2 separate regions of the Homo sapiens genome follow, and region 1 is linked to region 2. The links are chromatin loops, found by intact Hi-C in ENCODE. Cell type or tissue: PC-9. All regions are shown on one strand. Each heading gives the region's core, and the rest is flanking DNA. Links, peaks and the distances in the headings are about the cores only. Region 1 holds the start of TMED9 (transmembrane p24 trafficking protein 9). Region 2 holds the start of DDX41 (DEAD-box helicase 41).

Region 1 (2,729 bases), core at 230-2,729, 75 kb after region 2:
ATGTTGAGTATCTTTTCATGTGCTCACTGGCCACTTGTTGATCACTGGAGAAATGTCTATTCAAGCCCTTTGTTGTGGTTTTTGAATGAGATTGTTCTTATTTTGTTGCTGAGTTTTAGGAGTCTCTGCATATTCTGGATATTAATCCTTTGTCAGATATATGATTTGCAAATATTTTCTTCCATTCTGTGGGTTGCCTCTTTACTCTGCTACAGAGTCTTTTGATGCACAAAATGTTTTAATTTTCATAAAGTCCAATTTGTCTATTTTTTCTTTTGTTGCCTGTGCCTTTAGTGTCATATCCAGGAAGTCTGTTGCCAAATCCGATGTGGTAAACCCTTTGCCATATGTTTTCTATGAGTTTTATGCTTTGGGATTTTAAAAGTTGTGGGTCTTTTTGGGTGAATTTTTATCTATGGTGTTAGAGAAGGAACCACCTTCACTTTTTTGCATGTGGATATCCAGTTTTCCCAGCACCATTTGTTAGAAAGACTGTCCCTCCTCCCCGCATTGAATGGGCTTGGTCTCCTTGTTAAAAATTATTTGACCATATATGGGAGGGCATATCTTGGGGCTCTCTATTGTATTCCATTGGTCTATATGTCTGTCTATATGCCAGTACCACACTGTCTTGATGACTGAAGCTTGGAAGTAAGTTTTGAAATCAGGAAGTGTGAGTTCTTCAGCTTTATTCTTATTTTTCAGGATTGTTTTGGCTAATCGAAATCCCTTGAGAGTATATGAATTGTAGAATGAGTTTCTCTGTTTCTACAAAAAATGTCATTGGGATTTTGACAGGAATTGCATTAAATCTGTAGATTGCTTTGGATAGTATTGACATCTTAACTATATTAAGTAAGGATGATTTTTTTTAAATTACTGATTCAATCTCCTCACTAGTTATAGGTTTATTCAGATTATATTATCTATTCTGAGTCAGTTTTGCATTTCTATGAATTTGTCCATTTCATCTACGTTATCCAATTTGTTGGCTTATATTTGCTCATAGTACTCTCTTATGATCCTTTCTATTTCTGTAGAATTGCTAGTAACGAGCCATTGCAGTTGGGATCTGGCAGCAGAGGCTGTGTGTGTGTTTGTGTGTGTGTGTGATCGGAGAAATGCTTGAGAGGGTAACACCCGATTTAGGAGTGGACAGGGTATGAGGACAAAGAAGTGGTAATGGGAGACCTTGCCTTTTATTTCTTTTAATCTTTTTTGATAATACATTTGTGCATTATTTGGTCGTTCTCTTTAAATTCATTTTTAAAGGTAGAAGCAAATCAAGACTGGTAGATGCTGTGCCAAGGAAAGTCAGGGATCCTAGGTTCGAATCCTGTCTCTGTTCGCAATTCGCTCCGCAACCTCAAACAAACGACCTCAGTTTCATCTATGAAAAGCTGGTAACCATCGTCAGTTGCCAGGCCATGAAGAGAGTCAACGGAAATAAGTTTTTATTCTAGGGCACCCGCTCTCTCTCAGGTAAAAGCCGCGCCCCAATCAGGTACTGCCGCGCCAGGGCCGCGGGACATCTCGGGATTTGTGGTCCACCCGGCGGAACTCGCGGTCCCGGCAGGCACCGCGGCGGCGGCAGGGCGACGTGGCGCGGCCGGCTGCGGCTGCGCAGGCAGGTGGAGCAAGATGGCTGTGGAGCTGGGCGTGCTGCTCGTCCGGCCCCGGCCCGGAACCGGGCTGGGTAGAGTGATGCGGACCCTCCTGCTGGTGCTGTGGCTGGCGACGCGCGGAAGCGCGCTCTACTTTCACATCGGAGAGACGGAGAAGAAGTGCTTTATTGAGGAGATCCCGGACGAGACCATGGTCATAGGTGCGGGGGCGGGGAGGAAGGGGCGAGTTTGGAACGTGACCGTGGTCTTGGGGCGGGGGATGCGAGACAGTCAGCTCTCTAGAGCCGGGAGGAGACGGCCTCGCCGTGCCCAGGCGGTCGCGGAACCCATGCCACCTCGCGCTCCTCTGACCTGGGCTCGCCCTGCTTCCCTCAAGGAAACTACCGGACGCAGCTGTATGACAAGCAGCGGGAGGAGTACCAGCCGGCCACCCCGGGGCTTGGCATGTTTGTGGAGGTGAAGGACCCAGAGGACAAGGTGAGCCAACCGCCCCCCTCCTCTCCGCCAGCCTCTCAGCTAGGCGGGCTCCGGTACTTCCTCTTCTAGTTCCTGCATCTGCTAAAGTGGGAGAGACAGTTGATGTTGTGGGAATATCCTGCTGACTTGCAGACCCCGCCCGGTCTGTGAAATGGGCGGATTAATTGTGGTGATAAAAATCAAAGAGTTTTGTCAACTCTTAAAGTCATCTAGACTTTAAGATTTCACAGAACATGATACTTTCCCCACAAAATGAGCAGCTTTTAATCTTCCCAAGTAAGGATATTAAAACGAACGGCAAAACCCTTCAGCTCTCACCTTCTGTCACTTTTCGTTAAAAAACTCATGGCGGGGTGTGGTGGCTCTTGCCTGTAATCCCAGCACTTTGGGATGCCGAGGCGGGTGGATCACTTGAGGCCGGGAGTTCAGGACCGGCCTGGGCAACCTCCGTCTGGCAAACCCCGTCTCTAGTAAAAATACAAAAAAAAAAAAAAAAAAAAATGAGCCGGGTGTGGTGGCGCACACCTCTAATACCAGATACTTGGGAGGCTAAGGCACGATAATTGCTTGAACCTGGGAAGCTGAGGCTGCAGTGAGCTGAGATAGCATCACTGCACTCCAGCCAGG
Region 2 (3,021 bases), core at 233-2,732:
TGAGCTCAGTGGGAGCCAGGACATAACCTCACAGGCATTTGATTATAAAAGTGTGGTATCTCTCTCCAGCCCCTGACTACCTGCAGGAAACTTCATTTCCTTGAAGCTCTTGATGGGTGGTGGGATACCGTCTCCCTCCACCAGGATGTGGTATTTCTTCCGCACGCGCTCATGTCGCTCTTCAGACATGCTCAGAACATAACGGGGTGGAGTCCAGCTGTGGATGGGTAACAGGGATCAAGAGAGCCCTGGGAATAGCTGGCCTGGGAGCATCCCTGCATGTACCATCCTAAGCAAGGGCAACTGCAGACTGTACAGACATACCTGGTTTTGATGGGGTCATCATACGTAATGCCCTTAGCCATCTCCTTCACTGACATCAATGCTGAAGAGAGAGACATGGCTCAGGGCTGGCTCCTGCTTCTGAGAAGCCAGATCCCTTGAGATATAACATGCCTGGGGCTGGGAGGAGAAGACTCAGTCCACCTTCTCACTATCCTGGCTACAACCATACCTCGGCCCTCGGCAACACTCTCCAGGATCTTCTCTTCTTCCTTCAGCTGCTTCTCCTTGGCAGACTCTTTGCGCGCTGAGAAAAGAAGTGGAAGATGTCAGACAGATACCAAAACGGTGTACCAGGCTCAGCTTCTTCTTTCTCGCCCAGGCAGTGCTGCCCAGCCCACCTTCAGCCTTCTCTTTAAGGTGCTGGTGCTGATCCAGGAGGCTGACGTTGGACTGAGGGCCTAGCGGGATGTCGTCCTCATCTCCCCGGGGTTCACTACCGCTGTCCTGCTGCTCTTCCTCCGCAGCTCCCTTGCGTCTTCGCTGCAGCAGCTTCTGGAGCTGAGGTTCCACCCGGGATCCACAGATAGGATGGGCATGGAGTCCACAAGGTCAGCGTCAGGATCCTGGCTTTGGGGCGAGGATCCTGTGCCCGAGGCGCAAAGCTGCCCTACCCCTCAGATCAAGCCGTCGGTCCCTCGTTTGTCTGGGGGCCGCGCCCTGGTGTACTGAAGCTCACTCCTCAGACTGCCCTCCTCCCCACGGAGGCCGAGGCCACGCCCGCCCCCTGCGACCCCGCGGTCACGGCCCCATCCCTCCCCGGACGCGTGCCCCTCACCAGTAGCTGCCGGCGCTGCCGTAACGGCACATAGGGCACGTAGTCCTCGTCGTCCTCATCTTCCGCCTCGGAGCGGCTTCCTCCGGCAGGCACCTCGTCGGTGCGAGCCCGCTGCAAGCACACGCCAGTCAGGCACGGCCTGCTCCCCTCTTCACGCCCGCTCCCACACGCGCGGGGTCTCGCCTCTCTCCTACCTTCCGTTCGGGTTCCGACTCCTCCATTCTTTGCTGCACGCATGCGCGCCACGGCGAAACCCCGCCTCATCCTTGCGTGAGACCCAATCCGATGTGAAGAGGCGAACGACGGCGCGTAGGAACGACCTCGGAGTTCCGGATCGCGCAGAGGGACAAATTTGTTCCGGAGATACTATCGCACGGCGAGGCATGGACGCTTTCATGGGTGGTTACGCGACAGTTGCCAGGACCGAGGGCGAAACCGGCTGCAAGGCATTGTGGGACATTGGAGGACTTGGAATATGCGCTAGAAGGCTCAATCCAAGCCCATTGGAAGAGGAAGACGTACGCAGCGGAGACAGCTGATCCGGAGTCGGGGCGGCCTGCCAGGTGCCCAACCTCTCCCAGAGCATGGCGTCTTGGGCACGCCCCTGCCGGCGGACAGTGCGTCCTCTAGGGCCGGGAGCTGCGGGCCGAGTTCGCGTGGGCCCTGCGCTTTCATCCCTGCCGGGGACGCCGGGGTTGCGGGATAAACCGCTCGACACACCCTGCCTCCCTGACTGCGCCTGTGTGACACATACGTTCACTGGTGGGGCACGCATCAGATACGGATGGCAGTGGTTTTGAAGTGGGAGGCCCTGTATAAATGTAAACGGTTATTACTGTAAATGCTCTAACAGAGCTGCCTGGGGGGCGCTTCCAGGGAAGCGTGGCAATCTCAGGCCGGGAGAGGAGAGGCGTCCTGGGCCAGGGCGCTGCAGGAATACAGGTCTGGCGATGTGCAAGTACACAGATTCACCAGGCAACAGCATTGCGGCAAGGGTGGGATGGGGAAGCCAGACCTAAGGCCAGAAAAGGAGATTGCGACCAGAGCATGCCTGCTGTGACTGTCAGAGTAAGTGGTTTCAACTTTATTAGAGACTTCTAAGGAATGACTTGGTCAGCTCTGTGCTTTCTTGCCTTCAAGAGTGTGTGCTGGGCGCTGGCACTGCGCTCAAGCAGATGATAATCAAGACACATACCTGGTGTGCGAGGAGCTTATGTAGATTGAGACTAGAAATATAGACAGATAACTGGTCTTAAAGAGAAAGATCCTAAGACAAGGTACCGCTTTTCGAAGTGTCATAGTTTTCACAGTACAATGGCCTCTTAGCTGGGATGTGAAGGATACACAGGAATTCATGAAGTCTTCTTTAGTAAAGAAAGCTTAGGCTGGGCACAGTGGCTCATTCCTGTAATCCCAGCTCTCTGGGAGGCCAAGGCAGGAGGATCGCTTGAAGCCAGGAGTTCAAGACCAGCTTGGACAACATAGCAAGACCCCATCTCTATAAAAAAAATAAGCTGGTGCTTACTGCCAGTCCCATGGTGGGTCTCAACCTGGGAGGGATGGAGGAGGACATGGTTTCTGGTCCTGCTCACAACACCCAAATACATGGCAATCTCAGGCCGGGAGAGGAGAGGCGTCCTGGGCCAGGGCGCTGCAGGAATACAGGTCTGGCGATGTGCAAGTACACAGATTCACTAGGCAACAGCATTGCGGCAAGGGTGGGATGGGGAAGCCAGACCTAAGGCCAGAAAAGGAGATTGCGACCAGAGCATGCCTGCTGTGACTGTCAGAGTAAGTGGTTTCAACTTTATTAGAGACTTCTAAGGAATGACTTGGTCAGCTCTGTGCTTTCTTGCCTTCAAGAGTGTGTGCTGGGCGCTGGCACTGCGCTCAAGCAGATG

Evidence for each region. Hi-C counts contacts between places; a loop is a spot of excess contacts. Peaks named below come from ENCODE experiments on the same cell type or tissue, not always from the same donor. Only the 100,000 strongest peaks of a DNase experiment are listed, where the experiment ranks them.
Region 1: it touches region 2 in a loop (6-fold over the local background); 29 of 110 quality-filtered maps call a loop at or near these places.

Annotation. Positions count from the first base shown.
Region 1 is chr5:177,590,574-177,593,302 of GRCh38, forward strand. It overlaps TMED9 (transmembrane p24 trafficking protein 9), which reads left to right and starts at 1,630. Exons shown (of 5, transcript NM_017510.6): 1 at 1,630-1,825; 2 at 2,002-2,102. The coding sequence starts at 1,642. In PC-9, for the core only: no CTCF peak of the experiment used is centred there; a DNase peak (open chromatin) is centred at 1,498; H3K4me3 peaks cover 1,672 bases; H3K27ac peaks cover 460 bases; H3K27me3 peaks cover 125 bases.
Region 2 is chr5:177,515,605-177,518,625 of GRCh38, forward strand. DDX41 (DEAD-box helicase 41) reads right to left here and starts at 1,357. Exons shown (of 17, transcript NM_016222.4): 1 at 1,315-1,357; 2 at 1,121-1,231; 3 at 684-843; 4 at 515-589; 5 at 325-385; 6 at 81-217. The coding sequence starts at 1,341. RefSeq lists enhancers at 599-1,423, 1,452-1,721. In PC-9, for the core only: no CTCF peak of the experiment used is centred there; a DNase peak (open chromatin) is centred at 1,597; H3K4me3 peaks cover 2,017 bases; H3K27ac peaks cover 1,444 bases.